2 separate regions of the Homo sapiens genome follow, and region 2 is linked to region 1. A link is an interaction called in ENCODE POLR2A ChIA-PET data of the cell type or tissue named here. Cell type or tissue: PC-9. All regions are shown on one strand. Each heading gives the region's core, and the rest is flanking DNA. Links, peaks and the distances in the headings are about the cores only.

What was found. ChIA-PET counts read pairs that join two places held together with the same protein. Peaks named below come from ENCODE experiments on the same cell type or tissue, not always from the same donor. Only the 100,000 strongest peaks of a DNase experiment are listed, where the experiment ranks them.
Region 2: POLR2A ChIA-PET joins it to region 1 with 6 read pairs; 2 of 35 experiments call an interaction of 5 or more read pairs at or near these places.

Annotation. Positions count from the first base shown.
Region 1 is chr3:94,160,060-94,165,447 of GRCh38, forward strand. No RefSeq gene overlaps it. Among named protein-coding and RNA genes, the nearest start is that of NSUN3, 100 kb to the left of the region's middle. In PC-9, for the core only: no CTCF peak of the experiment used is centred there; a DNase peak (open chromatin) is centred at 2,802.
Region 2 is chr3:94,315,924-94,321,311 of GRCh38, forward strand. No RefSeq gene overlaps it. Among named protein-coding and RNA genes, the nearest start is that of NSUN3, 260 kb to the left of the region's middle. In PC-9, for the core only: no CTCF peak of the experiment used is centred there; no DNase peak of the experiment used is centred there.

The DNA.
Region 1 (5,388 bases), core at 84-5,083:
TTAATATTTTAGGCTTTGCATGATGCATGGTCTCTGTTGCCTCTACTCAGTTCTGACAGTAAAGCAGCTATAGTCACAGGTAACTGAATGGGTGTGGCTATGCTGCAATAGAATGCAATTTATGGGCATTTATATTGAGTTTCATGTAATGTTGATGTGTCACAAAACCTTGTCTTCTGACTTTTTCCACTACTTAAAAATGTAGAAAACAGGCCGGGTGTGATGGCTCATGCCTGTAATCCCAGCACTTTGGGAGGCCGAGGCGGGGGTGGGTCACCTAAAGTCAGGAGTTCGAGACCAGCCTCGCCAACATGGTGAAAAACCATCTCTACTAAAAATACAAAAGGTAGCCAAGCATGCTGGCACACATCTATAATCCCAGCTACTCAGGGGGCTGAGGCACAAGAATCACTTGAACCTGGTAGGTGGAAGTTGCAGTGAGCTGAGATCGTGCCACTGCTGCACTCCAGCCTGGGTGACAGTGAGACTCCATCTCAAAAAAAAATAAATAAATAAAAGTAGAAAAAACATTCTTAGCTCATGAGCAGGACAAAAACAGTCAGTGGACCTATGGGTAGTAGTTTGAGATCTTGCTTTAGAAAGCTGAATATATATTTCTCCATTTAGTTATGGGATAACTATGTCCAGGGCTTGAGGTTACGATGGAGATTTATAAAATTGTAGAATGCTAGGTTGAAATGGCCTTTAGAGATTTCCCAGTCCAACATCCTTACTTTAATAATCATCACCAGCACTTCTAGTTCACTATCTATGGTAGAGCATGTATGTGATAGTACAGTACAAAGAACGGCATATCTTTGGTGATTTTGCTTTGTTTAGGATCTGTTTCTTAACCTTGCAAATCCATTAATGCTTACCATTGCTTTTGTTAGGTGAGGCTGATTCATTGTTACTCAAAGTTGTAACCTTTTTGAAGCCATTTTCCCCTTCATAGTCTTATGAAGTCTGAACATCTCTTCTCAGGATAATTTTTTAAAGGCATAAAATGCACTTGCCAGTGATTGTTTATGAAGTTAAAATACAGTTATAAAGTTATAAACAATGTGTGCTATGGTAATATATGCTTCTTTATTAACCCTGTAAGTAACAGGATCTAGGGAAATAGTGATAAATATAAATATTTTGTAAATAATATATTATGTCACAATGTGATATGACAATATTTGTGATTTGTTTTGTAAAGAAAGTCTCAGGTATTGTTAAATTCTCATACAATAGTGAAGTATATAAACCAGAATCCTAATGTATTAATTCTCAATGAGACATATAAATATCAAACACAAGTCGTCTTCATATTATCTTTACTTCATGGTTCATTCTGCAGATCAAATTCATATGAAGCTAGAGCATGGGGAGTTCTTTACAAGAAAGAAAGTAAGCAAAGGTGGTTGCTTACATGCTTCAAATAAATGAATTCCTTTATCTCCATAGGTGGAGATACCTAGACACAAGATCTGCTTAGATTTTCCGGTTGTCCTCTTCACTAGGCAGTATTTGGATGGACACTGCCAGTATTTGCTACTATGATAGCTTTTATTTTATTCCTTTTTGGAAACAACTACTCTGAGTGACACAATTTTTTCTTTCCATAACAATTTCCCTTTGGTTCATCCCCGTCTATAGTAAGCCTCCCAACAGTTTCTGGAATCCTTCTGTAGGTACCTTGCAGTTGCTCCCAAACAAGAGCCCCCTTCCTGTGTTACATGGCAAAAGTGACCATAAATATGTATGCACACACATGCACACACACACCTTCTTTTTCTGCATTATTAGTGCCCACCCCTTCCACCCCTGCTCATACACATTGATTCTTTATTGGCTATGTGATTTGCTTTGGCCAGTGGGACATGAACAAACATGACACAAGCAGGGCCTTAAAAAACCCTTGCATTTTGGTTCTTGCTTCCCTGTTCTTCTTGAAACCTGGGAAACCTTACATGGGCAAGTCAGGGTTTGCCATCTGGGTGATAGGGGGCATATAGCCTGTTACTGTGAGAGCATCCTAAACCATGCAGCTCCTGGCCAAGCCACACAAAGAGTGAGCCCAATAGACATCAGCTGAACCTGCATCAAATCAGTAGAACCTCCCAACTGTTGCTCAAGCTCCAGAGTAATAGTAAATGTCTGTTGTTTTAAGCCTTTATGTTGTGCGATGGTTTGTTCTGCAGCAAAGACTAACTGCTTACAATATCACTCTCTTTATTCTCCTGATCCATGTCTTTCCAGTGATATTGCCTCCAAGTTTATGAAGATATCGTTGTGCTCTGAAGGCAGTTTCCTTAAATACAAAATTCCTTCCCAAACTTTGCCCAGCATCTCTCAGTATGACTTAAATTCTCTCACTGAGATCCCAGAAAAGTTGCCTCAAGCATCCCAAACCTTACACAGATATTGTGTCCAAATAACCTAGTGGTTTAATTCTAAAATGTATCTCTTCTGTTATGAGGAAGGAACATGATAGTATAGTAAATTCCCTCTTTAGAGGCATTTGACTATGGAAAAATGCATAGCAAAGAGAAGGTAAAGCTTTGTGCCCCAGCTGCCATAATCTTGGTGCTGGTCCCAGCACTAGGCAGGGCATTGTATTTATCAATATTTGCTAGGACTCTAGCAAGACATTGTTGGTTGCCATCCCAACAGCCATTTCTCTCCTTTTTATCTTACTGATACAGCCCAGGTTTTGTTCAGGTGCCTCCACAGAGCTACGTGTTCACTAATGAGTTCCTGTCTTGCCCTAGCGGGGTGAGTCATGATTGTTCTGAGTCAGAATAAGTCTAAGTCAAGCATGGTGCCTCACCTCCTTGCCAACGATTGGTTCCCATGGTCATGTGATCCAATCCTGATTAGTGGCTGCTAGAGGAATTCTGCTAGTGTGCTCCTGGGAAAGGTGTCCTCACTAATCCAAGGGAATACACAGGAGGGAAGTTCCTGTTTTTAGCTAAGCACAGTCCTGTTTGCAAATGATGCCTAGCCCTGTGAAAACATTTGCAACCATGAGGAATAGATTGCTGACATGCTGGAGATGGTACATTAGCACCTGGGTCCTTAATGACATGGCTGACCTGCTGAATTAACCACAGATGAGTGCTCCCTCTGGATTTTATATAATGTGAAATAAAAGTTTTAAGCCATTTTTAGTCAAGTTTCTGTTAATTGAAGCTGAAAGTGTCTTAACTGGTGATGCAACACAGTACTCTGAGTTTGCAGAAAGAGTTTTGCCTGTGGGGGAGACTGCCACTTCCTTAACACTTTAATTAAATGGCATAAAATATATCTCCTTTCATTTCAAGCATGGTTAAAGAAACAACAAACAACTTATGAGACCAGAGATCTTATGAATCCACGTAATTTAATTTCTGGGGTGAGCTGCACAGCCACAGGCTTGATATTAATGAATGCAAAAAGGAACCTGAAACCTTTTGTTACACAGAAGCCATCTTTGGACACCAGGGTGAGAGACACAGGTACTAATAAGCAGAAGACCTCTGTTTCAATAGTATGAGAAAAAGAGGAGCAACACAGAAAATTGAGAAAAGGAAGCCTCACTTAATTTAACTGACTGAGATACACATCAGCAATGATTTAGAACAGCTTACGAAGTACCTACTCAATGGCTACTTCGCTATAGAAATAAATCAAGAAAAGATGTGCCCTGCTCCAGAGACTTTATTTTTAAAAAGAATTTGAGATATGAGAAGAAAACCGTGGTATTATTAAGTGCACGTTTTACAATCTGCGTTTCTCTCCATGGTTCTATCCCATCTCTGAGTAGGATTATGAAATCAAAGAGGAGTTACTAAGGGGAGGGAAAGGAAGCTAGAAAACTGGATATGGGAAGTAAAAGTCTAGAAAATAGGAAAGCAGAAAAACAAGAACGAAATAAACTAGTGGAAAGACATGAGAGAGAGAATTCGGAAGAGTGGGCAAGAAGGGAAATAATATTTATTGGCTGCCTATCCCCGGCCAGGCACTTTAGCATGCTTCCTTATTTACTTTTCACGACAATCCTGAAAAGAAAATATTTTTATCTCTGTTTTATAGATTAAGAAACTAAGTCTCAGTTAGGGCCGGGCATGGTGGCTCACGCCTGTAAACCCAGCACTTTGGGAGGCCGAGGTGGGCGGATCACGAGGTCAGGAGATCGAGACATTCCTGGCTAACATGGTGAAACCCCGTCTCTACTACAAACACAAAAAATTAGCCAGGCATGGTGGTGGGCGCCTGTAGTCCCAGCTATTCGGGAGGCTGAGGCAGGAGAATGGCATGAACCCGGGAGGCGGAGCTTGCAGTGAGCCGAGATCGTGCCACTGCACTCCAGCCTGGGCGAGAGTGCCAGACTCCGTCTCAAAAAACAAAAACAAAAACAAAAACTGTCTCAGTTTATATGGCTTGCCCATTTAAGTGACAGGACTGGAATTAGAATCTAGGTTCACTCTGTCACACTACCACAAATAAAACATCTTTGAGTATAGAAAGTGGGCTGCAAAGTCAGGAAGACAGGAGGAGAACAATAAAACCTGTTCTAAATAAAACCTATTTCTAGAATCCTTTATGCTGTATGTGAAACAAGAGACCAAACCAGCAGACTGATCTGGCGCAGTGAGTGCCATAAAGGTGGGAAGGGGAAGTGTCTGGCATGAAGCAAAGGGAAAGAAAGATGGGTTTTGGGGAGATGCACATTGAATACGAATGTGGTTTTGAGTAATTCAGATTCACTGGAAGGGGCTCTGCTATGAGAAGGGAGACAGAAAAATGGCAGAGGCTGAAAGATGTTCTTGGATTGAGGGCATGGGGGTATCATCAGCTGCATCAGTGACTTGATACCTGAGATTGTCCCACATGATCAGTAAGAAGAGGGAGACAGAAAAATACCTGGCTGAGTGGTGCTTCTGTGAGGTACCACAGTTTTTATATCTGCAACACAGACCTGTTGGATTCTCTTGGTCCCTATCTAGAGCTGAGCTTTCTGCCCAAGATGGAAGAAACTTCCCACGAGATAACATATCCCAAGTGCAAAGGGAATATGCTTCTGCCTGCATTTGCTGGGTTAGTTCTTCCTGGGGCAGGCGGCCAGCCAAGAGGTGTTGCCACATGCTACCAGAGCAGAAAGCAGATGGTGATCAGGAGAAACTCCAGAACCTCAGTCGCATATGACCTCTATCTGCCAGACCATTTAGCTTGGGTATTTTGCACACACCTTACATTCAATATGTTCCAAACTGAACTCATTTTCTTTCCCCTTTTCCTGCTCTTTCTTATCTTCCTATCCATAGGTAGTGACATGAAGACATGTATGCCAGAAACCATGGCATCATCCTGGACTTGACTCTTTTCTCTCCTCCTCTAACATAAGACGATTCCCTCTAA
Region 2 (5,388 bases), core at 294-5,293, 160 kb after region 1:
AGGTAGACAGAATCACAATGGATATGACAGAAAGTGACTAGTCAAAAGCAGCACCTTATAGACAGCACCTGTTGCTGTGTCCTAACATGGCAGAAGGGGTAAAAAAGCTCCTTCAGGCATCTTGTATAAGGGAACAAATCCCATTTTGTATTATGGGTTCTGCCCTCATAACCTAGGCATGTCCCAAATGCCCCACCTCTTAATACCAACACACTGAAGATTAGATTTCATCACAAATATTTTTGAGGAACATAAACATTTAGATCACAGCCAACACCTACACGTGGGCTCTCCAAGTGTCCTAAGCTTTCCCACAACATGGTGGCTGGGTTCAAAGCGTGAGAGTTTTAAGAAAGTAAAAAGCTGGCAGAAGCCATATTGTCTTTTATGATCTTTATTATTTTATTTTATATTAAGCCCCTTCCATTTTAGTCTTTATGATCTTGACAGAAGTCAAGTAGTGTCACTATTACATTCATTGGGTTGAAGCAGTTACGAAAATTTACTCAGTTTCAAGGGGAAGTAGAATCAGCTGTTTGATAGAGGAATACCAACTATAAGAACTATAAGAAGACAATGTGGTATGAAACTTTATAGTATACATTTTCTAGTCATTTTTAGAAGGTATATATAGCCTATGCATCTTTAGAAAATATAATTTTCTACAATATTATATTCTACAATGGACAATTAATGGACAATCTTTTGTTAAATACTATAAATGCAACATTTTGTTTAAACTTTACAACTATGACACTGGCTTCATCTCCAGTTTACAGATAAGAAACCTGAAGATCAGAGAGGTTAAATAACTTCGTGAAAGTCACACATGTTAATAGAAAAGTCGTAATTTGAATTAAAGACATTCTATTTCAAAGGTAATGCGCCCATTTACTACATTAAAAGCGATCGTTTGTTGGTAAGTTTTCAAAAATAATTCTCAAAATGAGGATTTATGTCAAGGAGTTACGTGTCAGAAATCCAGATGTGCTTGGAAAACTTTGAGTAATAAATCATAGGAAAGATGTACTGGAAAGTAAGAAAGAACAGGAACCAGGCTCTACAGTTTTAGAACTAGTATTCTGGATAAATAGATTCTTTTTCAACCCACAATAATAGTTATAATGTCCCAAAGGCAGCTCTAGAAGACTGTCCTGCTTTGTACTAATTGCTTTCTGTCGTATCTATTGTGATTCTGTCTATCTCTATGCTGTTACCAACAACAGCTGACTCAGTGACTTGTCTACTTTATTGTCTGAATTACTGTTTGTGTCTCACAAACTCTGAAAGAGGCTCTGATTTGATGTAGTAGTAAAAATCCCACAAAGAGTGCCTTTATTGGTCAGTCTCTAGGGGCTGGCATCCATTCCTGGTCTATTCAGTGGTTGCCAGTATTTCAGATCACATGAGAAAATCCTGACCATCACCTCTAAAGGACAAGCCCTTAGCTCCATTCTCAGATGGTGGCTTCTGGTGGGGTTAGCTGTCAAAGCATCATGGACTATTCAGTACTGAAACTTTAAATAGAGAGAATTAAACTGTCCTATATCCTTCTAACCTCCAAGGAAGCAAAAAAGTTATTATGTTTTGTATTTTTCTGGACATACCAATTTATGAACATTTTTTGCCAAGAAGTTCTAGGCAGTAGCAACTTATCGTAGCTGCCTACAATAGACTCTACACATTGTTTCTGGGTATCACTGAGAGAAACCATTGTAAACCTGAACTAAGACCCACCCCAGGTTGCATTACAATCACCCAGATTCTCCGCTAAAGGCCCTGCAAAAGTCCCTACAAAATTACCTACTTGTGGGTTCTGGAAGGAATCCCTATAGGAAGTAGCTGGATTGTGAGGCTTGAGGGTCACCAATCTCCTCTGATATCCCAGTGTGATTTTTTTTTGAGATATGTAATTTTTTTTTTTGAAACAGGGTTTTCCTCTGTCACCTAGGATGGAGTGCAGTGGTGCAGTCACAGCTCACTGACCTCCTGGGTTCAAGCAATCCTCCCATCTCAGCCTCCTGAGTAGCTGGGACTATAGGAACACTCTACTATGCTTGGCTTATTTTTGTATTTTTTGTAGAGACAGGGTTTTGCCATGCTGCCCAGTCTGACAGGATGAATTACTTTTATTAGCATGAAAAAGGAAAAAAGCTCCCCCAAGAATTCTTTCAAGATTCTCTCATTGCAGGTATGACTAGCTCCCTATTAGGAAAGCTAATAAGTTATTCAGATAGTTTGGGACGAGGATAAAGCAGACACTGAAACTAGATTCCGTTTCATCCCTTAGAGTGTCTGTGGAGTGCACAATTCTGGAAAGAGTTAATAAAATTTTGACTAATGGAGGATATATAAACTAAAGCCAAATAAATGCAGAAGCTGGAAATATTGGGAATGGGTTACTTAACAATACATTGATTCTGTTGTTATTTTTAATTGATTAGACTTGAAACCTCACTTCTTATGAATATTTCTTAAAAAGTTACCAGAAGAAAATAGAATAAAATCAATATTCAATTCATTTGTCACAAATAACTTTATTGCCTTCAGTTACTAATCCCATTTATCTCAAAGAGGTGAGCAGATATTGCTGAAAGCTCCCATTTACCAGTGACAGAAGACAGCCATAAAGCTGACTTTTCTATTTGTAGTTAGAGTCCAAAATACTGAAAGAGACTATAAGAAAATGTGTTCTGTTCCTAGAAAACAGTGCAGCTTGTGTGACTCTTTATGCACTACATTTTTTCTTTTCCTTCTCCCTTCAGGGATTTTTCTCAAACTTAATTCTCAGCTACCTAATACTGAACAAATCTCAGTAAATTATACCACGTGGTAGCTTGTTAGTGAGTTCAGAAAACTGGGATTCATATTTGACATATTTTTTTCACCACATTTTCCATATTGTATTTGCCACTAAGTCCTCCTAATTTACTTCCAAAATGTACGTCAATCCATACCTTTTATATCCATCTCTGCTGCCACCTTTCTAATGCAAGCCAACATCATCTCTTATCTGAACCATTGTAGTAACCTCCAAATTCATCTCATTTTCTCTCTTGACTCTTTCCAATCTATTTTCTGCAGAACAGCCAGAGAATTATGTTTAAATCATCAATTGAATCCAATGTTATTTCCCAGCTTAAAAACTTTAAGTGGTTTTGCATGACATTTAGAATAACGTCTAAACTTGTAATTTTTGGCTACAAGGCCTCAGTGGAAATGTTTTCCCTACTAAGACTATGTATGATGAACAATTTTGATTTGTGTCTGCTGATCCAGAAATCTAGGAGTAGAGCGATTTCAGGGCATTACCCACTCAATTCTCTTTCTACAGTTGGTTGCCCTAGCTTCTTTTGGGTGGACAACTAGTAACTTCACATTCTCAAACTGCTCACTCTCCTTTAGGCCCAGGAACAATAATAGTTTCCAGCTGTTGCTAGCTCTGGAGTTACCAAATCTTCATTTATTTTTTCTTTGCACTTCATGTCCACTTCTCCTTAAGTAGTCTTTTATTAAACTTTTCACAAATTAGCCAGATTGCATGTGCAATCTCTTTTCTGCAAGGAAATTGACTAATAAAGTATCTGGTGGTAGGAGTGACCTAAGAAATTGTTTCTTGAATTGAATAGCTCCACACATTTGAGGAGCACATAGATAGTCTTCTTAGAAGTAGGGATAGGACACTAGTAACCCATAACTTAGAGAGTTTTTATAATTCCTCAAATTTTCACTTGTGTGGCACAGGCTAAAGAGCAGTTAGAAGGTGAGGGACTGGAAAATCCAGTGCTGTGGCATTTGGTTCTATAGTAACAATATTGATTATAATGATTGTGGATCACCTGGCTATTTCCATAGGCTCTAGAGATCATACATGGTAAAAGGGACAAGTTTTAGATAATGAAAACACAATCCAGAACACAAAGAGGAAATCAGAAATGTTCAAGGGCATCTTTGAGGAAGCCTCTCATTTCCTGTAGTCACATGACAGATATGGCTGAAAACCACGCCTAGGATCTGACTGTAAGGGTTGCAGAGTTACAGTATCAATTCAAAGCTTAATCTCCGGGGCATAGAAGAATCTTACCTCCCAACCTCAGCTGAGTGAATAAGAATTCATTCAAGATGAAACTTAATGACTGCTATTGGTGTGAATTGTCTCACAAAGAAATGCCAATTCTCTTTGTTACCCACCTTCACTATCCTTCATGGCTCTCATGTCTATAATGGAAGTTGGATCTCAACATGGCACAGATGGAGACATTCAAGGTCTACTCTGGAAAAATACAGGTTGTATGCCCAAAGGTTTGTAGGACCACCCCAGTTTGTGTTAGCAGGAATCAGGATAATGTATAAGATTGGATTCTATGGGTGTTAGACCAAGGAGGATGAAAAACATTGCTTGATTGGACAATGTTGGATAAAATGATTGATACGCCCAAAAAGATCACAGAATTTAATGTGCTGGCTTATGCACCTACAAACTATTTAATCAATTAGGTTGTCTAATTATAGGTGAGTCATTGGTGGCCTACCATCAATAAGGTAGAAATACTGCAACTTCCATGGCATAATGTAGAAGGAGTTAAAAGGTCCAGGGAGATAGCCGTGTTGAATTCATGTAATATTGCAAACTGTTCAGATACTTCTCTAACCATACCTTTCCAGAAGGAGAGAGAAACTCTCTTAATTAGGCGTTTAAAAATGCCTTGGTAAAGGGTCATTAGTGTCCTTGAACAGCTCTGTGGTAGGTACCCTCTGTAGGCTGGAGATCATGGTGTGAATGCCCATTAGCTCATTCTTGTTAACCAGATAAATCCCAACTTTGTACTCTGTGGATTTCAATATTAGCTAACCATTAATACTCTGAATGGGAGATTTAAAGAGCAGAGATTAAAATCCCACTTCCAATACGCAACATCCTTGTAGTACTCACTCTCATTTGACTGAAGGTTGTGAGTCAAAAGCCTTGAAAATAAAAAATAATTTTATTGATTTTAAACAATTTGGTGATTTTCTTCTTGTGTGTTTTCAGTGATAATAATTCAAGATTGTTTGTTTTTGCCTTTGAGCTTTTAAAACGTTTCTTAAAAACAAAGCGTATGCCCACACACACAAGAGTGAGTAGTCTCCGTGTATATATGTAAATTGCAAAGTAGATATATGTATATAGTGTATATATGTGTGTGTGTATACACTTTGCAATATTCATATATATAAAGGGATACTCAATCTTTTCATACACACACATACACAGAAAGATTGAATATTCCTTATCTGAAATGCTTGGGACCAGAAGTGTTTCAGATTTTGAGTTTTTTTCAGATTTTGGAATATTTTTATGTACGTAATGAGATATCTTGTGGATGGGACCCAAGTCAAAACACAAAA